Linked DNA regions of Homo sapiens: all the other regions are linked to region 2. The links are chromatin loops, found by intact Hi-C in ENCODE. Cell type or tissue: A673. All regions are shown on one strand. Region 1 has its middle 730 kb from the start of LINC00374. Region 2 overlaps DIAPH3 (diaphanous related formin 3). Region 3 has its middle 550 kb from the start of DIAPH3-AS1. Region 4 has its middle 690 kb from the start of DIAPH3-AS1. Region 5 overlaps LOC107984625 (a long non-coding RNA gene). Region 6 overlaps DIAPH3 (diaphanous related formin 3).

Region 1 (5,000 bases), 720 kb before region 2:
GAGGCTCAGGCATGGCGGGCTGCAGGTCCCGAGCCCTGCCCCGTGGGAAGGCAGCTAAGACCCGGTGAGAAATCGAGAGCAGCGCCGATGGGCTGGCACTGTTGGGGGACCCAGTACACCCTCCGCAGCCGCTGGCCCAGGTGCTAAGCCCCTCATTGCCTGGGTCCGGCAGGGCTGGCCGGCTGCTCCCAGTGCAGGGCCCGCCAAGCCCACGCCCACCCAGAACTCCAGCTGGCCCGCAAGCGCCCAGCACAGCCCCAGTTCCCACTCGCGCCTCTCCTTCCACACCTCCCTGCAAGCTGAGGGAGCCGGCTCTGGCCTTGGCCAGCCCAGAAAGGGGCTCCTATAGTGCAGCGGTGGGCTGAAGGGCTCCTCAAGTGCTGCCAAAGTGGGAGCCCAGGCAGAGGAGGTGCCGAGAGCGAGCGAGGGCTCTGAGGACTGCCAGCACAGTCACCTCTCAGTATGACACTGAAGAAGGAAGCTTTGATTTTTGTTTGATAAAGAAGCACACATTTCTCTCAGAGTAACTTAAGTTCTCCTCAGCAAATGCACATTCATGCAGTACACCCATAGAACAAAGAGAAAATAAGACTGTATTAATCCTTAGTAATTGGAATAGTGATTTGGGAATTAAACCACCTTCATTCTGTTCACTAATTCTTTATGTAACCATAGTCTGGGAGCTAACTTTCTGCTCACCTTAACATCTATATCAGTAGTATGACAATAATACTTCTTATATTAATACAGCATCCTGCCATGCCATTAAATAGAGCTCAAGCCTAATTTTGAAGGCCTAAAACAAAAAAACACGTACTATATGTGAATTGATACCTGGCCCCACGTTAAAACAAAACTAAGCTTTCATAAAAGCATTTTTCTCTGCCAGGCCCTTTATAACTATGTTTAAACATGCAATATCTTTTCTAATTGTTTTTCTTTACTTCTGTACTTCTACATTGATGATAAAAATGAACTTCAGAGACACGTTAAGAATGATTCCCGGCTCCTGTAATCCCCAGCTACTCGAGAGGCTGAGGCAGGAGAATGGCATGAATCCAGGAGGCGGAGCTTGCAGTGAGCCGAGATCGAGCCACTGCACTCCAGCCTGGGCGACAGAGCGAGACTCCGTCTCAAAAAAAAAAAAAAAAAAGATAATCATTCCCATATAGATTTTGCACTGTAAAATAAATGTCTAATTACAATGGGAGTATTTGTAAGTGATTTATCCAAGTGGAAGGAAAACATAACAGATTCTGTCTGTCCTGCCATTGAAAGTTCTTCTGAACATGGGCAATTGCTAATTGTATGCTCAAGACAACAACAAAATAATTAAGACAGAACAGGCTCCCTTCAAACTAGGAAGTGATGAGTTTCATACCAATAAAACATACACACTTCACAGTTTATTAAATTATTCACGTGACAAATCCAAACAATATGAATATTAGATAATATTTTAGTTAGAATAGGACTTACTTAAGCATGTGGGATTAGTATACTTTGTTCAATGTTATATATAATTATACTATAAAAGGTATAATTTAACCCAATATTTAAGTAAACTAATCTTAGGATTTTCATTTTAGAGCATAGAAATGCCCTAGAAATGAGGTTAAATCTAACCAAAGTCGCACCATTTATTACTTTGGGTTACCATATCACTAACCAACTTAGAAATTAGACTAAGGACAAATTTTCCCTAAATAGTTAAAGAAAATAAATTATGTTAAAGTATATATTCAAAATGACTGTAACTTCAAAGCACACAAACTTAAATAGGTATAGAGATAAATATGGAAAGAAACAGGCTAATTCACGTGTGTTCTGTACTCGCTAAATGTCTTTATAATATTCTTTCTATCTATATGAATGCAAGTACATCAAATTTTCACAGAATTTTACCAATGAATAAATTGCATACTTTTTAATATGCACAAAATTGCATGCTTTTTAGGATGAAATAGTAGAGATATTAAACAAAAATGACTACCTGTTGCATATGTCACTAATAAAGTTCTCAAAAACCAAAGTTGAGATTTAAGAGTTCTGTGCTCCTTGTTCTGCCACAGATTGCCAGAGCATTCTATTCTTTAGATAATATATTAATTGTATTGTATAATTATACCATGTGAGGCTAATTATTTGATGAGCAATCATGAATGCAAACAGAAATAATCCAAAACTTCCCACCAAACACCTTTTCAATTAAAATATGTCATTACAAAGCTCAATATCCATTTCAGGTCTCTCTTCACTATGAATTTCCAAATAGCTTAATAGCTGATCTTATTTAAAAATGCTTTATACTTTTCATTTATTCCTTGACAAATGTATATCTGAAATTCTAAATCTCGTCATTATAAATGTATGATTCTCAAGCTGGATAAAACATAGTCAGAATTTATTCCAAAGATGCTGCTAATAAACAACAGCGAGAATTATTAGATACCACACTATGTACTTAGCTCAGAGAACTAAGTCGTAATTACATTCATGATTTGTATTATGTGCATAAAATATAGATATATGGGTAATAATATATGTATATATTTTTAAAAAATCAATTTATATTGAATTTCACAGAGAACAAATGATTCAAGATTTAAGAGAGTGTATGACATAAGTATAATTCTATATTTGTAAAAAGTCTGATAGCACGCTAGAAGTAGAAAAGATTTTCTCTAGCAGGTTTTGCATCGTGCTATATAAAAAAGATATATATTTTCTCTTTTTTTGCTTTTAATTATTTTGTTTTTTTGAAAAAAAAATGGACCCCTCCCTATATGCACACTACTTCTTACATAGCCAAGACTTCCCTCTTGTGGCTGGTTGATGTTAATATATACTTCTTTATTTTTTTAAGTGACCACTTTTTAAAATTGTTTCAGCAAGGAAACTGAAAAGACAAAAGTGCATAGCTTAAGATATGTGAAGTCAAAGATAAATACAATATAAGTTGAGTAAGCTTATCAGATTCTCTGAAATATTCTAGATTTTTAATTTTTCCAGTTAAATTTTCAATATTCTTTCTAACACTTCCTTTAATACCTTTGCCTTCCTGAGTATTAATATCCTACTTCTGCTCCTGACTTAAATTTCTAGGAATGTCACTTTAATCAAAAACTATTAAATAGCTTTTGAAATTAAGGACGTTCTATGTCATTTAGACTGTGTTTCTCTGTCCAAATTTAAGTAGATCAAAAAAATGGAAAACAAAGTAATTTTTATTAACATTGCTTAAAAAAAAAAAAGCCCTGACTTTCTTGAAATTTAGAATTTACCAGGTAAGAATGTGAGCTGAGAAGAAAGACTTTAACTTTTAAGTCACTACCATCTTGAGTTAGAATAAAAACTTCACTTGTACATGGAAAATTGGTAAAATTTAGAAACACTAAGGGGAAATAAAGAGAAATGGAGAAACTACTTCAGGTGTCTTGCTTTACAATTCGTGTATCAGTTAATACTCATAAAACCCTGAGATTATGCTGCTAACTTCCTTCTTGTAGATGAAGAAATTGCTGTTTTGATAATTTTCATGAATAAGCCCCAGCCTGGAACACTAAACTTTTCGCCATCAGTTGCTATATTAGTTTTGCTAAAAAATTTTCCCTTTTTTTTTTGCCTGTGCTTTTTCTATCTAAGCATCATTCTCAACATTAGTAATATTGAAATAAAGAGGTTAAATGGTTTGGTCAAAATTACAGAAAAAAATTATGGCCCATTTAGGAAAATAAACCACACAGATTCTTTACCTCAAAGGGAAAATATTAAGGATATATTTTCCTTTATGACAATAGGCTTTACCCCATTCTAGCTGAGATGACTATTCCTTGGATGTTGTGAAAAAGCACCTATCCAGAGTGAAGTAAAAATAGCAGAGGTGCAACAGACTTGCTTAGCATGAGATTCAAAAGTAGTCTGTTTTATGATAAAAGGAACTCCAAAATATTTTTTAGAATAAAATTGCAAGAACTAGAGGTAACATATTTAAACATTTCTATAAAACTAAAGCTTAGAGATGAACTCAATCCAGGAAAAAGCCATCTGAATTATTAAACAGCTTGTCAGCATTTGCTATTTCAGGGAGGAAAGCTAGTTGTTATGCCTCCTTTTTGATGAGGTTTAGAGAAAAAAAAATTACCTTAATGGCACAATATAATTGAGGCAACAATTCACATACCATCGCCTGTCATATATGATGAATTCCAAAATATGATTGCCACACTTTAGAAGACTCATTCTTCTGAAAATTGTAAAGCAAAAAAGGGAAGATTTGAAAACATGTAATATAAAAATTAAATTATTCTTCTGAGAATGAAAGTGTCCTATAGGAATTAGTATGTTAAACAAGAAAACTGCTTTATAATCACCTAGAAAGTTGTAATACATTATCATTGATTGTTCTTGAGTTTATTTTCTTTGCAGCAATCTGTTTCCAGTGATCCATAATTAAAGCCATTCTAGGCATGAATAAATACGTAAGAAGGGTTGAAATCTGACATTATTTAAAATATTATTTTCCCCTCTATTTTAATGAACAAGAAGTGATCTCAGAAATATTTGCTCGCTAATGCTGGCAGAGATTTAAAGTTAACAGTGAACATGAAACTTCCTTTACATTGCTAGGGCAAACTATCTTAGAGGTTTTTGTTCTTCAGAGCTGAACACGCTTTTTGAGTTTCAAATTGTTTGAGTTATCTTTAATTCCATTAGAAATAAAGCATGAGACAGTAAAAACTGCTCTATCTGAGAAATATCATCTTTCTTAATTCAGTGTCATGGGGAATCTTTCAGAGGAATATCAAGGGTTGTCAAATACTGCTAAACCAATGGGCCATATTAGATTTAAACCATGATGCATACTTCTGTTGAAAGCAGTATTATATTAGTAGAGCATACAATAGACTTGAATACAGAAGACAAATCTGGCCATGTATTTGTCATAAGGTATGCACTCATAAGTTCTCTATTATTTCAATTGTCATAAAGTAACAAAT
Region 2 (5,000 bases):
TCTACCTTTGGTCAGCTCTAATAATTACATGTTTTACCTTAGATTTATCCAGTGTTTGTTTCCCTGAAATCTTAGTCACTGGCTCTGTTGATTTTTTCCATTAGGGCTGTATTAAATCCAATTCCTCTTCCACCCACCAGCCCTTCAAATATTTGAAGACAGATATTATATTCTCTCAATCTTTTCTTCTCCAAGCCAAACAGCTATAGTTTCTTCAACTGTTCCTTCAGTGATCATGAGTTGAAATTATGGTTAAGTCAGTTCATTAGTTAATTCAGTGAGGGTTTAGCCCACCATGCCAGGTGCTAAGTTTTTGAAACATTTAAGATCCTGTCATTTCTATAATGAACATGCAAAACAATATTCACTTAGTAGTTCAAAATTCTGGGGAAAAGCTAAAGCTAACTAGGGTGTGCAGTACTGTAAAACAATACAATTATATGTTCATAGACTCCTAAAAAATTTCCATGTAGACTTAATACTTCAGGTTGATTTTTGATATGCATTTAATAAGAATCTGCTTAAAATAATGTTTTTATTCATTAGAGAATTCAGTCCTGGGATACATTTGTGTTTATAACTGTTTTATAACAAAATAATTTTATGTATGACTATATACATAGAAATGTTCCTTTACTTCTCCCTGGCCTATTACTACATATATACTACATTAGCCATATCTAAACATAGCAATATGTTCAAGTAGTAAGAAATCTAATTCATATCCATCTAATTGTGACCTAACTTGATAGAACATAAGCTCTATGAAGGCAGGTATCTTGTTTTATTCACTGGTGTATTCCCAAGCCCTAGCACAGTGCCCACCTCATAACAAGTTCTTGATAATTTATTTCCTGAGTGACTAAACCCAAGCATGGCATGATTTTATTACCTTGCTTCACTTAATGTTTTAAACTAAACCTTAAAAAAAAAGGGAACACTTTGGAGTAATATTACCCAGATACAGCTGATGACATAACATTTTGCTTTATTGTACATTTTTTTGTGCTTTTGGGTCCCTTGAGGACTCAACATTGAGACTAGAACGGTACTGTCCAATAGAAATTTAATGAGAATCACAAAAATGGGCTATACATGCAAGGTAAAAATTTCTAGAAGCCACATTAAACATTGAAAAAAAAAGGTGAAATTAGTTTTAATAATATATTTTATTTAATCCAATGTCAAATATTATCACTTTGACATATATATAGCAAAAATATATTAATGATATCTTTGGCATTTTTTTGTACTAAGCCTTCAAAATCAAATGTGTATTTCATACTTACAGCAGATCTCTATTCAGACCAGCCACATTTCAGGAGCTTAAGAGCCACACCTGGCTATTGTCTACTGTACTGGACAGCACAGATCTAGAACCTGGAGTTTTTCACAGTGCTATTACCTATACATTATGTATTTAGAGTTGAATATGTATATATTATAAACAAGTGAAAATGAATTGTTCCAATATTTAGCATTTTATTGTGATTTTGTTTCATATAAAGAGGAAGGAGCAGTTATATATTTCTAGGTAAGTTGGATTTAGGTAGCTTCTGTGAATGGCAAAATAGACAAAGGCTAAAGATTAAAAATATACTCACAAAATCTGAATGCTAATAATGCAAGCCTACTGTTGCTACTGTCTATGTTTTGGCATCTGTTTATCCAGCCATCTAGGCATGGGGAGACTGGGTTACCGTTCAGAGACTCTTCTACTTTTGCTTACTAGTTCTGTACATGTTTTAGTAAATCCATGAAAATTAGGAGGATCTAACTTATTAAATCTAATTCTCCTTCCTTTCAAAATGAGAGTGACCTTTATGCTATTCTCCTATTCGTATTGGATCAGGACCTATGTGGGGGTTAGGTTCACAGTGTTGCCATTATTAGAAGCTGACGGACTGGCCTTTTTTTATTGTTCTATTCATAGCACAGCAGCATTATCTTGTACTAGATTGATGGTACCAAGCTTCATTATGAAATCTTAAACTATTTCTAAAATTTTAGTTTCATGTATTTCTAGAAAATGAGTGAAAAAAAGAAATCTGGCATAAGTCATAGGCATTACCTTAAAGAGAGTACTCAGGCTAGTACACTACTGCCTCCTACTGTCAGTTTGAGGAAAGTGAGAGAGCCCTACTCATCCTTATTTCTATTTACAGGTTTACAGACAAGTGGCTTTCTTCCTTCAAAGGACAATTTTGTGCAGATAACCTAGGAAGAAATATTGATGTTCTCTGAATTTCCCTGAATTCTTCCCTTGCTTAGACTGCTAGATCTGTGAAAAAAAATCCAGCAAACACCGTGAGCATGGATCTTTTTCCATTCCGAAAAAGAAATTGGTTTTAAAGGTAATTCAGAAAACATCTGTTCGTTTAAATTCTATTTCACATTATTTTGTTGTTAAATTTTTCATTTTTCTCTTCTTCCCACTTTCCCTACAGGACCTCACATCACATCTCTAAGAAAAAGAAAGAGAAACAAAACTCTATATTATTTTTAAATCTTTTAGCAGCCTTCTCCTAAATAAAAATATTAACAAGTATGACATGAGTTAATATAGCAGGAAACATAACAATTCATTAAATACAGATAAATGTTTAAAAGCTGTAAGTTATCTAAAATATGAAGGGAGTACATGACTACATGACAACTCAGGATAAATAGAAACTACTTATTTCTATAACTAGCATATTTGGATCAATGATTTGGGTGCTGGTTGTAGAGTCCTCTGCAATCAAACTGCAGTTTCAATTCTGATGGTTTTTGCCGAGTCAAAGAATATGAACCTTTATTTTAAAGATGAGATTTTTGATCAGCAAAATAAGTCAAGCAAAGAGGACCTTTCTCAGAAGCTGCTCCCTTTTAATGAGGAAAATAGTAAAAGGAATAGGTCAATGTCACTTCAGTTATTTTTTTGCAAATAAAACACCAAAGTTTGATTCCTATGAAACCCCAGGCTGCACTGAGGTCTCTGTAAAATTGGTTTCTGTAAACAACTCATTTTTAACACAGCATTGGCAGAGCTTGTGCTTCCTGAGACTGTGGACACACCATCAGATTGGGCCACACAATCCCCCTCTTTCCCTTTACTGCTGTAGATTCTTGCCTCAGGCTTCTCTTGTCAGCAGGGACTGTTTCCTCAAAGACCTGCTTCCAGTCTGTCTTCTCGGGGCTTTGGGCTTTGGAGCACCTCCTGTCTCTATGGTAACACAAAACACAAAGACTAGAAATGTACCATACAGAGGGCAGAAAAGAAAGAAATTAGAGTATAGTACTCCTGGTAAGCTAAAGAAGGTTCTGACAGCAGGAAAATGGACAAGGAGGACAAGATACAGTAACTGTTAGTTGTTCCATTTCACATACATCCTCTTAAAAGAGCTATAAGTGTTAGCACAGAAGCCTTAAAGTATGTGGAACTTTATAATCCATGTGGTATTTGAAATTAAAAAAATATTGGAGACCCATATTGGCCATAAATACTTGGCAATTCATTAAGTTACTGAGAGAAATAAGAATTCTCGGTGGAGACACAATGCACAAAAAGAATAAATTACATCAAGTATTACGGTATGGTTTATGTTAAAGACAAAGAAAAATATGTTACTATCAAATGGCAGAATGTTCTCTTTTTTATTTTTCAACTCTAAATACAAATTTTCCTACTTTATTTCAATCTGGGGCATCATAGTAAATGTAGCATCTGTTAGTTCAGTGGTTCAAAATAATCAGAAGGTTTATGTCCTCAAACTGTTGGTCAGTTCCATTTGGTTTCTTGGTCACAAGCAGCACCCTGAACTCAGAAGTGTTGTCTCAAAAACATGGTGGAGTATATGAGGAAGAGTAATGCTGTCAATTTAAACCCCAAAATATTTAAGAAACACACACACCTACACATTAGGAAAGATATATTATTCATATAGATATCTAATAAAAACATACATTGTCATACATATGTATCCTATCAGGATTTTAAAAATATTTCATGCAAGCCTATGACGTGTTGTTGAATATCAGTGTTGAGAGCTTGTTATGAACTTTAGAATGCCTATTAAAAAAATGCTGTAGAGATTGCTTGGCTGCTGGGCCTCAGGGCAGAATCTGCTGACACATTGCAAGCATTTAAACTCATAGATTAACGAAGTTGGTTCTGACCTCTGTTCCTTGAGGTAGTTAGTACCCCAACAATTAGACCAGCAGAACTTCAGGGATGCTAATCATACACTTACTTGCAGAACCCTGTTATTAGGATCTAAGAAGACTTCTTTCCTTAGTCTTTTTTTTTTTTTTAACTCAATCAATGAAAATGCAGCTATAAGCTATAGCCACTAGAGGTCAGACGGCTACACCTGTCACCAATCATTAAATTTGATGGGGCATTATAGTTCCCTGAATAACTTTTGGTGACTTAAAAAATATAGAACAGAGTACACTCATTTACAACTATTATGGTAAAATAATAATATGTTTATTAATTAATTATTCTATTTCTAAAGGTCTTAGATTTTGCAATGGTACTACTTTTCTCTATTGGCTTTCATTTTATTTGGAAGGGGAAGGAAAACATTGCAATAATGGAATCTAGAAACCTTTGCAATTGATGGAATCTCATGATACGAAAAGACCGCTGTCTGGAGTAGAACACGGAAGCAATGTGTTCTGTAGTTTTACCAAACACATTTGGTAATGCAACTCTTACGAACCTTCCGATCTGAATCATTTTATTTATCTAATCTAATCTCTTGCCTTTTTTCTCCTGGTATATACAAATCTTATTGTACCTAGTTATAGCTTTACTTATTAAAGATTATTATAATGGGAGGTGTTACTCCTTGTCTTTCCAATGAGGTTTATTATGTGGCATATCACACATACTTTGTTAAAAAAACAACAAAATGCCGGGCTCAGTGGCTCATGCCTGTAATCCCAACATTTTTTTGGGAGGCAGAGATGGTAGGATTGCTTGAGACCAGGACTTTAAGATCAGCCTGGGCAAT
Region 3 (5,000 bases), 220 kb before region 2:
TTACAACCAGAAAATTCTTTTTTTTTCTATACTAATATGTAAATCCTTTCTCTGTGTCTTATTTAAGGCCATTGTATCTCATTAACAAATTTTATTTTTACCTGACCAGTAAACACACATCACATTAATGACAATTCTTATCACTGAACTTCATTAAGAAGTGTGGTATCTTCACTTTGTATACATTGCTGGTGTCTTCGCTGCTGCTGGTGTAACTATAATTTATTAAGATGTGATTGTCTTCAGTAGTGTGACCATCTGTGTTATTAATACAAAAGCAAAACAAAATCTGCTTTTATTCTTACTTCCACTGTCTTGCCCCTCCAAAATCTAGTCTTATCGTGACTTCTCTAAACAGTGTGAACTGTTTGCTGATTTTAAGAATCCCCATTTCGAGAGCTGTTGAAACTCACCTTTCCTTCATAGACATGGGGAAAATCACTAAAACTCTGACAATGCACATCATAATCAAATGTGCAGATGTCCACAACTATTACTTAGCAAAGGTGCTGAGTTTATCAGAGAAAAATGTCCCTCTGTAGTTTGTATCACTATATTCTGTTTTGAAATTGTACTATATTATCCCCAATAAACATCTGAAGACACAGGGAAGAAAGATATATCAATCTATAAAGGAAGAGCTCTTTTTTAATAATTAGAATGATAAGCTACTAAATCTTTTTCTACGTTTGGGGAAAGGCAAAAAGGAAGCAGTGATTTTTGGACAGCTAAGGGACAAAATGAGGCCCCTGCACCCTTAGAGGTAAGGAAAAGAGCTGGTTAGGAAGTCGGAGCGAGTACATAAGGGAGATGTGAAGACACCAGAGGCCATTTTTACTTGGCTTTTGGTTTTGCCCAGCTTATAGCGAACATAACTGCCAAAGAAAAGAGTTAGGCCAGCTCATACCTGAGGAGGAGGTAAAAACAGCCTCAAATAAGAGAAGCCCTGGTCCATCCCAGACCAATGAGAATCTCTTTCCTTGTAAAGATCTCTGAAAAATCTATAATGTCCCTCAATAGCTCTTTCCATAGCTGCCTAAGAAATATTTATTGATTGAATGACTGTTCCCAGGGAATTCAGCCCATTCACTAACTCGTGATTTCAAACTCGTGTCTTCCAAGTGGTCACTAGTATTTTTACTGTGTATATCACCTGTTAGGAGCCTGGGGAGGCAGGCAGAAAGCCCACAACAAACAAGCCACATAACAAAGTTCATTCACCTAAATCTCAGAAGCCAATGGCCTTCACTGGGACTCTTTCCACCAATCACAGGTCAGAGGAACAAGTCCTTAGTCCAGGTCAGCCTGTTCTAACAGCCCAGCATCAGAGAGAAGAGCCCCAGGTTACAAGGAGCCTGTCCATCCCTGAACCTCTGAAGATCTTATAAAAGCGTTAACGAAAATAACTGGCATTGCTCTATGCTCTATTGATGGGGGGAACAGGGACATTTTTATATTTTGTGTTTCATTTGATTCTTAAGACAAACCCATGAGTTAGCAAGGGTGATTATCATATCCACCAATTAGCAAATGAAGACATCAAGGCAAAAGAAATTGAGACTTGCTTCACTAGTCAGTGTCACTCAACCCTGACCAGCCATTTAAAACCCTTAAGGTCATATGGATAGTAACAGAATTGGGGATTACAATCCAGATACTCAAAATGCTAATTTAATGTTCTTTAGCCAAGCCAATCACTCTCTTCTCAATATTATCCAATTCTCTTCAAAAAAGAAAAGCTATTAGTTCCACATTAGTTCCAGGAACTGTTCTAGGTTCTGATGAATCAGTCAAGTCCACAAGAAGTTTAGATACTAGACAGGTAAGTAAATAATTATGTGATTTGGACTGTGGATTATAATAAAGATTCTTAAAAGATGCTGGGAACACAGTAGAAAAAGTTCCGTTTCTCTGAAGATGTCAATGATAGAATGTTTCAGCTAGTTCTCAAAACATGAGCAGGAGTTCTTGAAGTACAGAAAAGGCAAGAAATATCCTTGCAGAAAGAATAGGGTAAATCAAGTCACAGAAATATGGCAACTTAGAGACATTGAGTTGGGGCTGGGTTGGGGGACAACTGGAGCTATGGAAGAGTCCTCTAAAAATGAATAAAGACCATTATCAATAACCTATTAAGAACAGAGTGCCAGGTTACAGACACCATTCTACTGGCATGCTGACTAGAAATGAGAACAGCAAGTCCCCTTTTTGCTTATTCTAACCTGTCTTCGTCCAAGCTGACATCACTGTTCACCTCCCCTTCTACGCTATCCAGGAGACATCAAATGTAATTGAACATCCATAGCAAGTTCTATGTTTGCAGTGAATGGAGTCATTCATTCTGGCTACAGGATCTTCATTACAATTGCATGAAGCTTTCACTGTGGGCCATATTATGAGAGTATACTTGGTGCTGGCACAAGGAGAACTGCCTGGTAGAGCCAGTTGCAAATGTCATGTCCAGCTTTTACGCACAAAGGAAATGAGAGCTTTAAAAAAAAAAAAAATCCAACGCCCATTGCATTGTGATTCATCTTCTTCCCATCAGCACCAGGATGTCTCAGATTACATTGTCTGGCTCTCGGGAAAGAGAACTACGACAAGGTTGAAGGGAAGGGTTGCCACTGTGGAGTCAGGGCCTCTCCTCTGAGGCTCCAGCTGCAGATAGCCACGGTTCCTGCTGACAGTCGAGCCAAGGTCTTCCCGAACGATGGCTGAAAAAGCCTTTGTAAAACAGAATGTGAACCCTGGAGCCTACTGCTCCTGGTGGGAGTCGAAGAAGGGAACAGTAGGAGCTGCCTGTAATTTTCTTTGTCTGTGGCAGCAGAGCAAGGGAAAGAAGTGTCACAAACATGAGGGAGAGGAAGTGAGAGATCTTTATGCTGAGCCACTAAATTCACTGGAGGCTGAAAACCACAAAAGTAAGTTCACATAAAACACCACTTGGCATTTCACCTGGTATGTTTGAGAACTTTGGGTGCAAGGATTTTTAAATTATAGCTGTCTCATCTGTAGACAGGGAGAAATGATCTTGTCTGAAAACTTAGGACCAAGCTATGGGGCCCTGAGTACCTACATCTGTGAGGGTCTAATTAGAGAAGCAATTTATTATAGAGATTTGACTTTAGAAAATTGAGGGAGCTGGTAAAACAGTGTCTGCAAGGCCATTGTCTTTGCATTTGATGCTGGAGCTTGATGTCTGCTGGGCAGGCAGTCTGGAAGGAATGGGTGGATGTAAATCAAGTAGAGAGAACAAGGAAAAGCTCAAACCATGTCAGTTTCTCACTGTCTCCTGCAGGAGAAGATGGACTCTTCTTCACTGAGGTAAATACACACCTGGGCCAGGAGTCAAAGAAGCTGAAAAAGGATGCAGGGGAAGGCACAGCAATTGCAGGTGAGGCTGCTGCCTTAAACACCAATGAGGTGAGCAGGCAGATGAGGAGCAAGGTATTTGAACCACAAAAGCACCCGGTGGCCCTACCTCAATATTCTAAGCATAAAAAAAATATGGCTGCTGTTAGAGTTTGTGCCCCCAAAGCTTGCACAAAAATGTATCTTGTGGCACAGCTTAATTAGAAACAGACAGAGAAGGGGGTTCTAGGAAATGCAGCACAGCCCTGTCAGTTCAACATGTTACAAAGCCACTACATGCCTTCAGAATTAAGTCATGACTTTAAATGGAAGGTAGATGGCGTATAGATGTTGTATTAGTTTCCAAGGGCTGCTATAACAAAGTAACAAAAACTGGGTAGCCTAAAAAAGAAATTTATTCTCTTATAGTATTAGAGGCTAGAAATCCAAAATCAAAGCATCAGCAAGGGCATGCTACCTCCAAAGGCCCTTCAGAGCCTAGGGAAGAGTCCTTCCTTGCCTCTTGAAGTTTCTGGTGGTTGTCAGCAATCCTTGGCATTCTGTGACTTGTGGCAGCCTGGGTCCTTTCTCTGCTACTCTCTTTAAATGGCCTTCTTCCCTGTGACCCTGTGTGTCTTCCCCTCTCTTATAAGGGCACAAGTCATACTAGATTTAGAGCCCACACTAATTCTGCATGACTTCATCTTAATATAATTAATTATATCTGCAAAGACGCTATTTCTAAAGTAAGTCATATTCTGAGGTTCTGTATGGACATGAATTTTGTAGGGGACAGAATTCAATCCAGTACAAGTGTTGTAAGGGAAAATCTAGAACAGAAAATGAACAAAAATCTTTGAACAGTGGGATCAAGCAAAGAATGTGGGCGCTTATAAAAGGAGCGGCTTTGTTCCAAATAATGTGTTCAGGAGTGTAATTATGATATCAGTTAGACCCTAAATTTGTTGACATTATGTACAGAAATATCTATAAGACTCAAAGGCATGTGTTTACTGTTTTCTCATTTATCTCATTTATTTTCTCATGGAGCATACCATGTTGTTATTCAAAAGAGAAAGTATAGGCTCAGAGAGAGATTAAATAGTATGCCCAAACTATGCCATCAGAAAGTCGGCCGAGCACGGTGTCTCACGCCTGTAATCTCAGCACTCTGGGAAGCTGAGGCAGGTGGATCACATGAGCTCAGGAGTTTGAGACCAGCCTGGCCAACTTGGTGAAACCCCGTCTCTACCGAAAAAATACAAAAATTAGCCAGACATGGTGGTGCGCGCCTGTAATCCCAGCTACGCTGCAGGCTGAGGCATGAGAATCGCTTGAACGCTGGAGGTGGTGGTTTCAGTGAGCCGAGATCATGCCACTGCACTCCAGCCTGGGCGACTGTCTCTCAAGGGAAAAAAAAAGAAGAAGAAGAAGAAAGTGGTGGAGCAAGGAACTGAACTCAGGAGTGTTAGATTCCACAGGGCATGTTCTTTTATTACCCTTATCATGTAACGGTAAATAACACTCGCTAAAGTGAATGCTAGCAAACTTCTTCAGGCCATCTCTTACTTATCCTTCGACGCTCATATTAAGTCTTCTCTGAAGATTCCCCTAACTGCCCAGGACAAAGTGAATTCCTCTGATCTCCC
Region 4 (5,000 bases), 360 kb before region 2:
GCCCCTCCTTCACCTCTAACCCCCTCCCCATTATATCTCCTCATAGCACAATGTGCCTTTCCTTTACCATTTTATCACAGTGTCTAATTATGCATTTATTTAAGCTTATATAACTGTTTTACTCCATGACTATCCTGGAAGCCCCCTGAAGTCATATTCTTAATACTAAACAAGGCTTGGCCCAGGAAACCACAAATATTTTATTGAATTTGACCTATTAAGTTTGACCAAGAGGCCATAGACAAGATTAGGTTTAAAGTTCAAAATATCAAAGTTCAGGATCATGCTTGGGTCAAGCTGGAGAAGAGGTGGTCTTGGGATTCTAGGCCTCATATTTAATGCTCTGTGGATGTGCAGGTGAGTCATGCTGCCTCAAAGAAAGGGAGCAAGGCAGATGCTCTCACCGTCTCAAAGGATTGTAAATTAAATAACACTATGCATGCAAAAGTGTTTTATAAGCTAGAAAAGCTGTTGTTCATAAATTTGATTTAAGCCCATATAATGTGAGATAAGATTGATGAAGGCAGGGAAAGTCTTTTATCCACAGCTCTAACCCCAGTGCTGAGAACAGTAGCAGAACATAGTAGAAGCTCACTACTTGCTTATCAATGAATAAATGGATATCCCTCTTATTAAAATAAGCTAACAGAAGAATTTCTTAACCACATTTGTTGAATGATTAAATCCTATTCTTTGAAGTGTCAGGCTGTCCTTAGAGAGATTTAATTCAAAGGTTCTGGAAAATAAGATAGAATTTCATATATGAAATGGTTTTTAAAAATCGAGGTGGTAGAACACCTAAGATAATCCCTTTAGGATAATTTCAAGTTATATTTCCTTAGTTAATGGCTATTAATCCTTAAAAATCAATGCAAGCACCATCTCCACTGAAAAGCCTGTCTTCACTCCCAGTCTAAGTATTCAACACACACACACACACACACACACACACACACCCCTGAACTTCTGTGGCTCTATGGGAATATTTCTTTCATAGCACTCTTCTCACTGTTTTGAAATACACTGAGATCCTTTCCACAGTCTCTAAGTTCCGTTAGGATAGCAACATTGTCTTATTCTTCTAATGATTGCTAATTCCTAACATAGTATTTGGCACTTAGTAGATGCTAAATAAGTTTTCGTCGAAATGACCTGAATCTTTGAAGACTTTCAGAGATAGTATCAATTTTATAACCTGATTTACTCATGCATTAGCTTTCAGCTGGTTTTTCAGCTAATCCCTGTTCATACCTGGAAGGAATGATAACATATCATTTCATAATAACTTTCTGGACCACTTTCAAGGTACCAGATTAATTTTAAAAGAATTCTGATCAATACTAGTTTAAATTAGGTATCAGAAAATCCAATGCATACATAAGTGTTTGCTGTATTTATATAAAGCTAAACTCAACAGTTTCTTCCATTTCCTTTCTTTCATTTAGCATGACATTTTAGCTGATATTCCTGAACTGCTGGATAGAGCAAATACATTTCTATTACAGCCAGTATTTTCCCATGGGATTCTGCCAACAGGTGCTCCAGCTTCTTAATTATCTGTACACTTTCCCTTTACTTTTTAATTACTAAAACAAGAGAATTTACTGCAATTGCTGAAAAGGCCAGATCTATTTAAATAAATAAGGCTATTCTGGATTACATACAGAATTAAATTAGGGGACCAACTGTTCCCCAACATTATATGATATATGGTCAACAGACAGCATCCTGGTGTTTTCTTTCCTGTACCTTCACTCAGCTTTGAAATTTTGGGGAAAAAGATATTTCAGGGCAATATCTTTATATTCACAACTCTCAATATTCCAAACACAGAAGGAAAACCTCACTCTTAAGAAAACCTAGCTTAATTTTCCCCCTTCCAAAATTACATACCAGCATAAGTCCATATATTCCAGATAACTTTCTTTGGTAAACATATAACTGTGTTATCCATCTGTGCAACCTCCATATATCTTTAAAACACCGCAATCCACAGAAAACTGTCTTTAAAAACAAACAATGTGAAAAGTATACAAATGTTTGATTTATTTTTCTGAAGAGAGACCTTCCCAGGAAAAAAGTTTACTGCAATATATTCAAGGTATGTGGTTTGTCTTGGGTGAAGAGTGGTGAGGGTGAACAGGGAGTCATTTTTCTGCAGTCTTCACTGTTATAGTTCTAGTCATATTTCCAAAAATGTTTATGATTTTCGAAGTTTTTTAAAAAAAGTTAGATTTGCCATGTACAAATCCTGAACTCCTCTGATGTTGCTTCATTCTTCTTTTTCCAGTAATTTTATATGTTGCTTTACATACACATGTGCAGAAGGAACACGTAAAATGCAGGTAAAAAATCTGCATTATTTCGACATATGGTTCTGGCAAAACTTTTTAAAAGCTTACTTTATTTGTCTGACTGATTTCAACTGTATTCATCACCTCCTGTTATTTTCCCTTCCCCCAAATCTCTTGCCTCAACAGAATTAACATTCTTATATGTTCTGTTTCCAAAGAACAAACTAAAGAAGCATCCCAACCATTATTGCTCTGCAGCGGCCCCTGCTGGTAAAAGACACTATACAATTTGTCCTTTGTCAGCTCTGCTTGTCAAGCCTGAATTTCCAAGGAACCATGCCACAGTCTAGCCACAATCAACCTGCAGCTTCAGCAGGTCCTAGAATGGGGCTGCTTAACCATCTGCAGGGCAGCAACTATTGCTTGTTTTCAGTGTGGAAAGAGAATGCCAGAGGAATACATATTTTGTATGAGTCTTTATTTTCCTTGTTTCTAGAACACATAAGAAAAAAAGGGATTTGAAACTGACTAAAATGATAAAAGGAAATCAATGCAGCAAAACATAGACCACCTGAAAATCTTCAGTTGAAGTACAAGTTGTGGCATGATGTCAAAGAGGCATTCTTTTCACGGAGAAGGCATATTAAATTATGCTAGTGCTGACTGCGCCTCCAAGGACTGTTGATAGATGCTTACAACAAGAAAATCTTCCTTTCTGGTTGACCTTAAAAGCTGTCTTACCCCAGGCCTTAAACGTTTCAATGTGAACATAAAACATTTTTTTCATTGATCTTATAAAAAAAATTTTCAACTTGTTCTCCTTAGTTGTTGCTTATCATCTGCCTATGCATATGGAAAGATATATATGTATATATATAGAGATGTACAGATATATTAATTCTCAGCTAAAGAATAAATACATTTATCATTCAGAATGACAGAACCAGAGTGGAAAATACCCAGGTGATTGCAATTTGTTTTGCCACGCACCCATGAAAACTCCCCGTAGTGAAAAGAAAATAGAGCAGTCAGGTTATCATAATAGAATGTATCTATTTTTCTCACGTTTATCATTGTATTTAAGCCAATCTTCTCAAACGCAGCAAAATGTGTACATTTTTAATAAGGATACTATTCCCCCAGGATTGAGCTGAATGGGGGGAAAAAGGCTGCAGAACTAATCTGCATGAACCTGAGTTGCGTAATAGGGGAAAACAAGACTTTGGGAGAAATAAAAGAGACAAGAACAATGGGAGACAGGAAACAGGACACAGAAGACAATTTGATTTGAAGATTTGGAGTATGTGCCTATTTTGGTTTCAGGAAATGTGTCTTTAAAAGGAAGGGAGAATATGCCTAAAACAATGGAAGATCCATTATTTTTTGTATACAATCTCAACAGAAATAACATGCCTTCAAAAGAGTAGCCTCAGGGTAACTTCTAATTCCTGTTTGATGAATATTATAATTTTATTTAATAGCAAATGGTACCACTAGATATGTCAGCTACCAAACGACTATTAACCAAGCCAGGTATTCCAGGTAGATTAGGCTGTGATTTTTGCAGGCTTCTCACTTAGCAACATCACGCAATGGGCAAGCCAAGGTACCAGAGGCCACCAAAGCATGGCTAGAGTAGTGCCTATTTTAATGAAACAGAATCATCCAAGTACTTTTGTTTTCCTATTCGAAAACCAAATTTGGCCTCAAAGAGCCATCTGATATAACAAAGCAGCACAACCCAGGCTGATAGAATGATAGCCTCTTCGGCAAAGCTGCTAAATAGTTGTACCTTTCAAAGCAAATGAAGACAAAGAAACCCAAACCAGACACTGTATGTTCCCTCAGTAGAAAAGATAAACTTTCACGTTGTGACAAGGAATTCTGACATATGGCAAACCTTGACAAAGCATCAGGGTACAGATGAGAAACTGTTAAGTCATCTGACCTTTGTCTGTACTCTGTTTGGCAGACACTCACAAAAATACTACCCAAGAAATATCACTTCCATAAAGCAATGCAAAAAAGTCACTAATGTATTATCAGATCTGGCAAGAAGAATGCTCTAGAATTTATTCACTGTTAATGAATTAACAATAGTAGGAGTATATTTATATGCTTTTGTGCAAAAAAAAAAAAAAAAAGACAGTAAGGTTTCATTATGCCAATGGGTATATGCTCCTTTGACAACCTTTGTGGCAGCGATTATAAAAGCAGAATCTTGGGGGGAAATGTCATGAGGGCTCAGCTTATTAAATTTTGTAAATCATAAGGCTTGTCCGTGAATGCGGAGCACTGCAGCTGATTTAGTCGTTGGCCTAGAAACTCCGCTGTTAGGACCATTAAACAGGTCCAGAGTTTAAGTTGCACTGTAAATTACACTCAAAAGAAACAGGCAGAGACTTTCGCCTTCATGTTTTCTGTCTGTGAACACTGTCACCGCAGCAGCCCTGTGAGATGGTGTCAGAATTTTACAATGATGCATCAAACTAGTGCACCTCGATTGAGCCCGCCTGAGACTATTGCAGAGTTCTGTTGTGAATTTAAATATAAAAAATAGAGAACCAAATTAAATTAGGCTTTTTCTATTTGAAAAATCTTCACAGCTGGAAGAGATACAACCAATATTCTTTTTAGGTTATGCCAGCTTTTACAGTCACTTTCAACAAATAGCTATCATTAAAAATAGCAAGGACGATGCAGTTG
Region 5 (5,000 bases), 140 kb before region 2:
AGATTGGAGAGTCAATAGTCAGTACATCCAGAGTTAATCAAGCACAGGGAAATAACTCACACCAACCCAATTCACAAGTCTGACATTAAGGAATCCAGAATGCCAATGTATTCACTTATGATAAAAAATATAAGGCTCCATTGATGGATCTGGGCAGGCCAAGGCTCACTGGAAAGTTACCTGATGGATATAGAATTAGAAGCTTATTGCCTGAGCCAAACGGCTGCTGTGGTCAAGTCACCAGAGTACTGAGCAATATGTGTGCTGCACAGGCCAGGTCCTTGGGCCCACAGCTCAGGACAACCAGTCTTCTGGACATAGCTAGAGATGGAAAGTCTATATTTTTCCACTGTGCCCTGCCATACTGTTGATCAATCAGCTTTAAGACTTTTTAAATTTCCTTTTGCCATAAAAATACTTTTTCCTTCAAGTTTGGCCTAGATGGAAGATATTCTGCCTTTTTTAAGATAATCATATATCTTTGCTCTGATATGTTAAATGTTTGTTTTATAGAAACACTTGGTGGATAATCTGATTTTTATGTCCAGATTATTGGGCTGCACCTCATTGTTGTCCCAGGTAACATCGGCAACAATTCTTCTTCACATCTCCTGAGCTTTTCCTACACTCTTAAACTTCTAGGCCTTTGAGCATGGTTTGGGTTGGAGTGTCACCATAATCAATAAACTCCTGTGATACTTCAGTGCACCTTTAAAAGTTCATTTCTCTGTGCATACTGGGTAGGCAGAGGCTGGTGTTCACTGTAAAAGAGCTACTTCGCCAAACTCAGTTATATTGTAGGGCTTAAGTCACTTTGCTTGGGTAGCCTTTCTCTCCGATGGAGAAAAATAGAGTAGAGCATCCTGTTTATTTTGTAAGAGACACAACATTGATACAAATTTCCAAGGAACCATTCTAGTTCCCTGGTCAAATAGTAGCTGTGGGGCCTCCTCTTGGCTAGGAGGATTTAATTACACCAAATTTTAAAAGTTGCATTTTATCAAATAAAAATGTTATGTCACTGATTATTGTAACACTTTGAGATTCAAGGAGCTACTCCAACCCAGCCACAGTGAGCTACATTTGTAATTGCGGCTGGCATTTACTGAGAGCTTTCTATGTGCAAAGAAGTGTATTAAGCATTTTGCATGCATTTTTTCATTTATTCCTCACCGTGAACTTACGATGTGGGTGGTTTTAATTATTCCCATTTTATAGTTGAGGAGACTCATGATAAGAACAAACACATGCTAAGAGGCAAAGCCAGGACGTAAACCTACTGGTGAAATCTGAAACAGTATAGTGACAAAGGAGTCTTCCATTTCCAACAGGTTTTGTTTTTCACATGGTACTGGTCTCTATAGTATACCTAATCCTCATTGCAAAGATGGGTCTAGATGTTCTACAATTGCTAAGCATTTTGGCAAGATCTGTGCAAATAAAAGGTTAGGAAACGTAGAAACGTAGACTGTTGATATAGAAATTGTGCCAGGCACTCCCTGGATCTGCTATGGTTCCCAATAGATGACTTTCTTAGCTGCCACAGAGCCATAAATGAAGCGCTGGGATCTACCGTTCAATGCTTTGAGCCCTGTGAGGATAGTGTCACACAACTGGGAAGTAATAAGATTTGAACTGAAAAAGGAAAAAAGACATAATTTTTTAAAATGTCTTATGTTTTTAGAAAACTCATAGTTTCCTCATAATTTCCAGAATATTAGATGTTTGCTGGTTGTATATACAGTCATACATCACTTGACTAGGGGTGTAGGTTCTGAGAAATGAATCATTAGGTGATTTTGTCATTGTGTGAACATTACAGAGTGTACTTACACAAGCCTAAACGATATGGCCTACTATATACCTAGGCTATATGGCATAGCCTATTGTTCCTAGGCTACAAACCTGTACAGCATGTACTGTACTGAATACCGTAGGCAATTGTACACAATGGTATTTGCATATCTAAAGATATCTAAATATAAAAAACATACAATAAAATACAGTTATCTTATGGGACCATCACTATATATGTGGCCTGTCATTGACCAAAACGTCATTATGCAGTGTCTGACTATATTCACATTTTAGCCCATGTAGGGCTCATGTAGCAACACAGTTGTACCCCTGAGAGCCCCAAAGAGAGAAACTTCTACCTAACCCAATCTCATAGAGACAGCAAATTTTTTTTTCCTTCTAGAAAACAAATAGTTTCCATCATAAATGGACCATAATCCCTGGAAGTATTACCGTATCTTCATTCACACTATTTGATGAGCCAAAGGAAGGTATTGTGTAGGCTATCACCAGCTCCCACTGGGGGACTCAGCCAGCTGTAATATCTAAACACAACTACCGTTCACAGTGTCCTTCTGTCTATTCAAAAACATGTATCTGGCACCTACCATATGCTGGCTACTTTGCTATCAACCGTCAGTGTTTTATGTTTTACAAATATATCCAAGCACTAAAAATCATTTGGCCAGTGTAAAAATTTTAGACCTATGTTTTAATATGTATATGACTTGTCACTTAGTCAAATGAGTGCTCTGATGTGTAATTTGAACAGGGGAAGTATGCCTTTTAGAATCAGAGGACACTCAACCTTTGAAACCAGTTGTTTTTTTCTCTCTCTTCCTTGTCTGTCCTTCCCCCAAATCTATCTTCAGGTCACCTTCTCTCATCCCCTACACACAAGCACACACTTAATCATAAACAAATCTGTAGTGTAGCTACTCACATGGCTACTTCATCATTAAAATCTATTACTTCACAGCACCTTATGGTGATAATAGGATTTTCCCCCCTCACCCTTTGATTAATACTTGTTCAACATCTCTCACACATGCCTACCCAAGAAACTCTTTCCAGGGGAGGAAACAAAATTACACCCTCTTTAACAATGATCCAGCAGAGAAAATGAGATTGCCCAACACATTATAACTTCCATTCAGCAAAGCCACATGTTCCCTCTTGAGAAAGGATGTAAAATGAGCTGCCAGCTAAAAACTCCTAAAGAATGTCACAATTACAACTTTTCACTGGTGCTCCCAGTGACAGTACTTCTGACCTAAGACAACTGAGACACACAGATTTACTCCTAAGTCTGCTCATTAGCCTAATGAGGATGGAGTCAGGCAAAGAGTTAATTTGACTAATTTAATCAACATGCCCTTCAATGTATCTACTGGGAGAACACCAAAGTGATGGAGACAAACACAGAAACACACAGAGGAAAGGGGATTTACTGAGCTGTACTTGTGATTAGGCAGAGTCACAGTTTGAAAACATAATGGAATCAAAGCTGGAAAGAACCTTAATGATTGCTTAAGCCAATCACATCATTTTATAAGGTCTAGGGAGGTTAAAAAATCATTATAAATATAAGATGTATTGTAAAATGAGTAATAAATGAGAAAACATTTATAAATCGTAAACTGCTACTATGTATGCACATTAAATTGTTTCCCCAAAACAACATAGAATTTAAACAGTAGATACATTGTTATGTATTTTCATAAAACAAATATTATACATAAGTTTCTTCTCCTCCTCCCCCCAAACCTCTGATTCTTTAGCTATGTTAACACACTTCAGTAACTCACCTGATACAGATAAATTTAAAGTTATTATTTTAAAAAATTATTCAAACTTTTTCTGCACTTGTAGACTCTAGAAAAATAAAGCATTGATGGGTGTTATTTGAGGATGAATACAAATTTTAGTTTTACCAAAATTAAGGATTTTTAGTTAATACTTAGTGTGAATGATTTATGTTTTTGATAAATGGTTTTCGATTTCTTAGAAATTCCACCTTAAAAAGAGTAACATAAAATATCTATTTAATATTGGCAGTACTTCTGACAGCATGCCTTGATCTTACAATTAGAGATTACGGCACAATTACCCCTCAGATTCAGTAATTCTAAGAGAGTTGATTGAGGGTTTTTCTGGACAATGGTATGTCATTTGCATTGATTATTTCATTATATTAATTTTCTCATCACTTTTCCTTTTTTTTCATTTGAGCACTATTAAGGAAGTTTTTTTCAACTGGCTCAAGCCTAAGGGGATATAAAAGAAAATGAATGGGGTATTTCCTGTTAAAGACAAGCAAGCAAGCAAGGAAGGAAGGTAGGTAGGAAGCAAGGAAGGAAGGAAGGAAGGAAGGAAGGGAGGGAGGGAGGGAGGGCAGAAGGAAGGAAGGAAGAGAAAGAAAAAGGAAGAGAGAGAGAGAAAGAAAACAAAAGAAAAAAGAGAAAAGAAAGGCTTATGGGGATACTAAGCCTTATAGCTATAAATTGATCCTGTTATTTTTTCCTTGATGGTAGATTGTAGAATTAAAATAGTATGGGAAAATTTATAGTTTGAGATTGAGTCTTTTAAGAAATGGATCTTTTGTAATGTCCCTTCTATTTGAATGATACTGCCAGTATTGCAACACTCAGACCAGACAGGGCCTAATATTTCCTTTCTGTAAGTTTCCTTAAAAATAATTCTTCTCCATTTTCAATTATTAATAGAGATCTGATTATGTCTACTAGGTATAAAGTTTATGCTCTTGCAGCAGACAAACATTAAATAAATTAACACATAAATATGAGTATAAAATACAAGTATAATAAAGGAAAAGAATGGTGTTCTATGATAGAAAAAAAAGGATAACCCAATTTGTATGTGTCATCAGGGAAGGCCTCTCTGAGAACCGCGAAGAACAGAGACAAGTTAGGTGAGAAAAGGAGAGAGAGTGGACAAAAGTAACAGTATGCAAAAGATCCTGAAGCAGGAAAGACCTTGGTGAGTTCAAGGACTATCAGTCAAGGTCAGCATAGCTGGAATAAAGGAAAACATGGCCCAGGATGAGGCTGGAGAGGTGGCCGGTGTCCATATGGGAGAAGGTTGAAGAGTGAATGGGGAACTTGATATAGAATGGTAATGGATGGAATGCAGGATCGAATTCCTCTGCCCCCTTCCAAATACCCATTACAAAATGACAGAGA
Region 6 (5,000 bases), 230 kb after region 2:
GAAAAAAAGTAAGATAGGAGGTAGAAGGGGAATGTTAGGAACTGCTTCATTTAAAGACGTAATGCTGGGTGGGAAGGACGGGATTACAGATGAGCCTGAGGAAACATTTAGGGGTAATGGGTATCTTCATTATCTTCATTGTTGTAATCATTTCATGGATGTTTTCATATGTCAAAATTAATCAACTGCTGTACTTTAAATATATGCCATTTATTGTGTCAGTTTACCGAAATGATACTTTTTTTAAAAAGTTTTAATGCTATTCTAAGAATTTTGGGTAACCGTGTGAAAGGCTCGGGGAGCAACTGAAGGAATTTAGAGTCAGTGAAACATATTTAGGGGCATTTCATTCTCCATTTTACATCTTTACAAGATCCTCTATTTAATCAAATTAAAGAATTAACCAACTGCTATTTTCCATGCACCTGTCATGTACAAAGGACCAATGCGTCCCTAAAAAAAAATCACATCTCTATCGTTAAGTGAGTTATGCAGATCTTCATTTTAATTCACTTTTAAAACCAAACTTCAAAGATGCAAGATACAGCAGACGTCATAAATAAAAATAAAAAGACAAGTAAGAGGCAGTGAGAAAAATTGCAAATATTTACAAGAGTAGCGCTATAGAACATATAAGGAGCTCTTACAAGCTACAAGGCAATAAAATAGGAAAATAAACAATATTAATAGGCAATTCTAAGAAAAAATATAAACAACCAATAAATACATAATAACTGCTTCGATCTCATTTAATAACCAAGAAATATGAAATAAGTAAAATAAAAGTCACCAACTAAAAAAGAAAAACAATATTAATGATTATGCAAGGAAAAGAATCCTCACTTATATTATTCATAAAAGTGTAAGTTTGGCCAGGCACGGTGGCTCATGCCTGTAATCCCAGCAGTTTGGGAGGCCGAGACGGGCAGATCACGAGGTCAGGAGATCGAGATCATCCTGGCTAAAATGGTGAAACCCCGTCTCTACTAAAAACACAAAAAAATTAGCCGGGCGTGGTGGCGGGCGCCTATAGTCCCAGCTACTCGGGAGGCTGAGGCAGGAGAATGGCGTGAACCCGGGAGCCGGAGCTTGCAGTGAGTTGAGATCGCGCCACTGCACTCCAGCCTGGGCGACAGAGCGAGACTCTGTCTCAAAAAAAAAAAAAAAAAAAAAAAAAAAAGTGTAAGTTCACATGCCTTCTGGAAGGACAATTTGACAGTAACTAGCAAGATTAAAAAGGCCTTTCAATTTAGCAATTCAAAGACTAAGTATGATTGTGAGATGATTTACATCTCTTCACTCTCAATTTATTTAATCCTCAGAACAATACAATGTAGGTAGGCACTATTACTGTCCCTGTTATAGGCAAAATAACGGTCCCTCAAAGATATCCATGTCCTAATACCCAAAACTTTTGAATGTGTTGCTTTACATAGCAAAAGAGACTTTGCAGATGTCATTAAGGATCTTGAGATGGGGAAGATTATCTTGGATTATCTGGGAAGGCCCAATATAATCACAGGGTCCTTATAAGAGGGAAGCAGGAGGGTCAGAGAAGGGGTTGTGATGCCAAAAATAGAAGTCAGAGCAATGCTGAACCATGAGCCAAGAAATGCTAGCAGCTTCTCAAAGCTGGAAAAGGCAAGGAAATAAATTTTTCCCCTAGAGCCCTCAGAAGGAATGCACCCAAGCTAAACCATTTTGGACTATTGATCTCCAGAATTGTAAGATCATAAACTTGTGTTGTTTTAAGCCACCAAGTTTGTGGTAATTTGTTATAGCAGCAACAGGAAACTAATATAGTCCTACTTCATAAATAAGAAAATGGAGGTATCAAAAAATGAGTAACTTCCAAAGATCATATAGCTAGGAAGAGGTACAGCTAGAATTTAAACCCAGACAATGTGCAATACTAATGCACTGCCTTCAAATACAAAGATGTATACAGAATTATTTTTTAAAAAACCTGAGGCACGGAGAGAAACTACAACTAAGTGTCCTTCATTAAGAGAATGATTAAAAGGAAAAATCATAATATGGGCTATGAAATAAAATGCACGAATTTAAAAACAGTACAACATGAAAAACATATTCAAAATATATGACACAGCCAAAAAGTTTCAGAACAATGGATTTTTTAAAATGTTCACGTGAACATGCATACATTGGTAAATACACAGAAATGGAATTAGAAGTACAACAGATTGTTAAAAATGATCATTTGTGTGGAATGAAAAGAGGTAGTGGGATACGGGGGACATCTACATTGTATTCAATATTTCTATGTTATTTGAATGTTTTACAACAAGAATATATGATGTATTTTAAAGCGAGGGATTTTTAATGCAGGGAGATATGCACGAATTTCCTACAACATTTTTCATTAAAAAGGCCTCAGCTGCACAAAGTTTAAAAGCCCTGCCCTACAGTGACACCAAATGGTGGTAGATCAAAATACAGCACACAAACAGGACATTTGTTCGATTCAATCTTCCTATAAATGTTTGATTTCTTTGAAGAACAGGAAGCTTAACAGAATTAAATAACGTGGAGACAAATACTCAAAAACCTAGAATTTTTAATCAAAGAAAGTCTAGTACACCAAGCTTCAACTGCAAATTTTTAGGCCTCTTTCCAAACTTCAGCTAATCTTCTGATCCCACTGAATATTTACATAAATCATTTCTCACAGTTAAAGCATGCCACTGTGAACACAGTGATTTTACCTAATAGCTTATTGATCAAAGAAAGCCTACAAATACAAGAAATGCAGTCATAAAACTAAAGTCAGGCTCTACTCCATCGGAATCAACCCTTGGTAAGTAGGTAATATTTTGGAAAGATGGACGAGAAGGTGTTGGGGATAAACAGGGATGGAAAGAATCCAAGAAGAGACACAAGCAATGACTCCAATTAATGACAAAGTATATTTTCATTTGTTAATCTAGTGATAGAAAATTAAGCTGAGTAAAAGAGGAGGCTATTGCCTCTCAAATATACACCAATTTCTCCACAAGAAAATTTTGTCCTGGACTGTCCAGGGAAAAGAATATTTCAAATTAAGCACATCAGTCAGTATTCAGTGTCCTCTGCCCAGAACCTAAACCAACAAAAACAGCATGTAAATGGCCTTATTCATTACAAGCCACTATAAAAAGATACAGAGATAGACCACCTCTCAGGGCACTCCTCTAAAACACCATTTGGCCAGGATCCTTAGTCTTTTAGCATTAAATGAGAGTTTATTGGATTTTTGATGTGTTACTTTTCATATACCAAAATCTCCTAGAAAACACAGGACATATAAATATATGATCATCTACAAAAAAAAGTCAATAATATAATTAAGCTCTAAGGCCTTGAAATCATATAACTGGATTTCAATCCTAATAGGTACAAGCCAACTTACGACCACATGTTACCAGCACTACTTTACCCCACTCATGGATAATCAGCTCTAGAACACCTTGAGAGCTATCCTGATCAAATGAGTGCATGTCCAGTGACAAGAACCACAAGGAGATCAGTTCAAGAAGGTAACTTAAGTTTCTGAATTACTATATAAGTGACAGATGAACAACTAAGAACTGAGTACCACAAAAAGTATCCATGTCTACTACATATACATTTATGACTTAATTAGAAAGAGAGGTAATATCAGCATTAAATAATTTTGCTTCCAATTTCAACAGAGACATAAATATGAACATGAAAGTCTATATTACAGAAAATGTGAAAAATTAGGCACATCACATGGTTTAGTGGTTAGAAGTTTCAAGGATATACAATTTAATAGAAATTGACATAATTCCCACAGTAAATTTGTATACCATACTCTACAGGATATAGAGCCCTAGAAAACTGTATCTAAGTGATACATGATAAAAGTAAGACATATGGCCGGGTGCAGTGGCTCACACCTGTAATCCCAGCACTTTGGGAGATCGAGGTGGGCAGATCACAAGGTCAAGAGATCAAGACCATCCTGGCCAACATAGTGAAACCCCATGTCTACTAAAAATACAAAAAGTTGGCTGGGCTTGGTGTTGTGCACCAAGCTGTAGTTCCAGCTACTAAGGTAGCTGAGGCAGGGGAATCGCTTGAACCCAGGAGGCGGTTGCAGTGAGCCGAGATCGTGCCACTGTACTCCAGCCTGGTGACAGAGCTAGACTCTGTCTCAAAAAAAAAAAAAAAAAAAAAAAAAGTAAGACATTTCCAGTATACAAACTATTTCTGATATATGCTAATTGACCTTAATTGACATTGGTTACTAATATTTTAGATGTCTTACTTTTACACCCTGCCTTTCTATCAAAGAGGAAAATAACATAAACATCAATATCCTGGTGGAGCTACATCTTATGTTTTTTAACTAATTCTTATGGAGAATTAAAGTTGATTATATAATGCAAGCAACTTGACTGAATTTAATCTACTGTCTCAAGTTAGGGTATCAGTTTAAATAAAACACAACCTTTCAGAAAAAATTGTAATTAATATGAATCAAATTAATGAATTCACATAACTGGATAAAAGAAAACTTAAACTTAGTGGCAAGTAAAAACTGTAGAATTTTAACTAATTTTTGTTCAAATGAAAATGCTAGAAATCATAACATCAGTCTACGGAACCTAAAGATGAAAGAGTTAAGAGCTAATTTTTCTACAGTGAAAAACAAATGAAAAGTCAAGCTTTGGTCCTATTTGGAGCTGGGAAAGCACTAACACTACCCCAAACTCTTGACTTTTTCTTATATCTAACTGTGTGATGATTTTTCAGGTAAAGATGATTAGCACATTTCTAATGTACTTTAAATCTAGGCTAAATCAAGAAGTAAACATGTTTTTAAGGCAAGGATGTCTTGTAGAAATCTGGAGTTTAATTCACTTCAAGTTAATTGCCCATTTTTGATACAAACACTTCAAAAAGTTTATTACTTTAAAAATGAAACATTATTATGGAAGTCTTACAGAAATACACTTGGCAATTATAACCAATTT

What was found. Peaks named below come from ENCODE experiments on the same cell type or tissue, not always from the same donor. Only the 100,000 strongest peaks of a DNase experiment are listed, where the experiment ranks them.
Region 1: it touches region 2 in a loop (4-fold over the local background); 2 of 110 quality-filtered maps call a loop at or near these places.
Region 3: it touches region 2 in a loop (4-fold over the local background); 18 of 110 quality-filtered maps call a loop at or near these places.
Region 4: it touches region 2 in a loop (5-fold over the local background); 4 of 110 quality-filtered maps call a loop at or near these places.
Region 5: a loop joins it to region 2, with 5 times the contacts of the local background. A loop is called at or near these places in 12 of 110 quality-filtered maps.
Region 6: it touches region 2 in a loop (10-fold over the local background); 28 of 110 quality-filtered maps call a loop at or near these places.

What each region holds. Positions count from the first base shown.
Region 1 is chr13:58,958,286-58,963,285 of GRCh38, forward strand. No RefSeq gene overlaps it. Among named protein-coding and RNA genes, the nearest start is that of LINC00374, 730 kb to the left of the region's middle. In A673, a CTCF peak has its summit at 2,815 (motif pointing left); no DNase peak of the experiment used is centred here.
Region 2 is chr13:59,676,287-59,681,286 of GRCh38, forward strand. The region is part of intron 27 of DIAPH3 (diaphanous related formin 3); the gene reads right to left. Among named protein-coding and RNA genes, the nearest start is that of DIAPH3-AS1, 330 kb to the right of the region's middle. In A673, CTCF peaks have their summits at 2,125 (motif pointing left), 4,328 (motif pointing right) and 4,528; DNase peaks (open chromatin) are centred at 2,095, 3,175 and 4,345; H3K27ac peaks cover 4,599 bases.
Region 3 is chr13:59,456,540-59,461,539 of GRCh38, forward strand. No RefSeq gene overlaps it. Among named protein-coding and RNA genes, the nearest start is that of DIAPH3-AS1, 550 kb to the right of the region's middle. In A673, no CTCF peak of the experiment used is centred here; a DNase peak (open chromatin) is centred at 2,582.
Region 4 is chr13:59,315,961-59,320,960 of GRCh38, forward strand. No RefSeq gene overlaps it. Among named protein-coding and RNA genes, the nearest start is that of DIAPH3-AS1, 690 kb to the right of the region's middle. In A673, CTCF peaks have their summits at 2,574 (motif pointing left) and 2,775; DNase peaks (open chromatin) are centred at 2,551 and 3,521; H3K27ac peaks cover 1,049 bases.
Region 5 is chr13:59,539,528-59,544,527 of GRCh38, forward strand. The region is part of intron 1 of LOC107984625 (a long non-coding RNA gene); the gene reads right to left. Among named protein-coding and RNA genes, the nearest start is that of DIAPH3-AS1, 470 kb to the right of the region's middle. In A673, no CTCF peak of the experiment used is centred here; DNase peaks (open chromatin) are centred at 2,994, 3,564 and 4,074; H3K4me3 peaks cover 791 bases; H3K27ac peaks cover 4,184 bases.
Region 6 is chr13:59,904,191-59,909,190 of GRCh38, forward strand. The region is part of intron 20 of DIAPH3 (diaphanous related formin 3); the gene reads right to left. Among named protein-coding and RNA genes, the nearest start is that of DIAPH3-AS1, 110 kb to the right of the region's middle. In A673, a CTCF peak has its summit at 2,447; a DNase peak (open chromatin) is centred at 2,431; H3K4me3 peaks cover 487 bases; H3K27ac peaks cover 3,169 bases.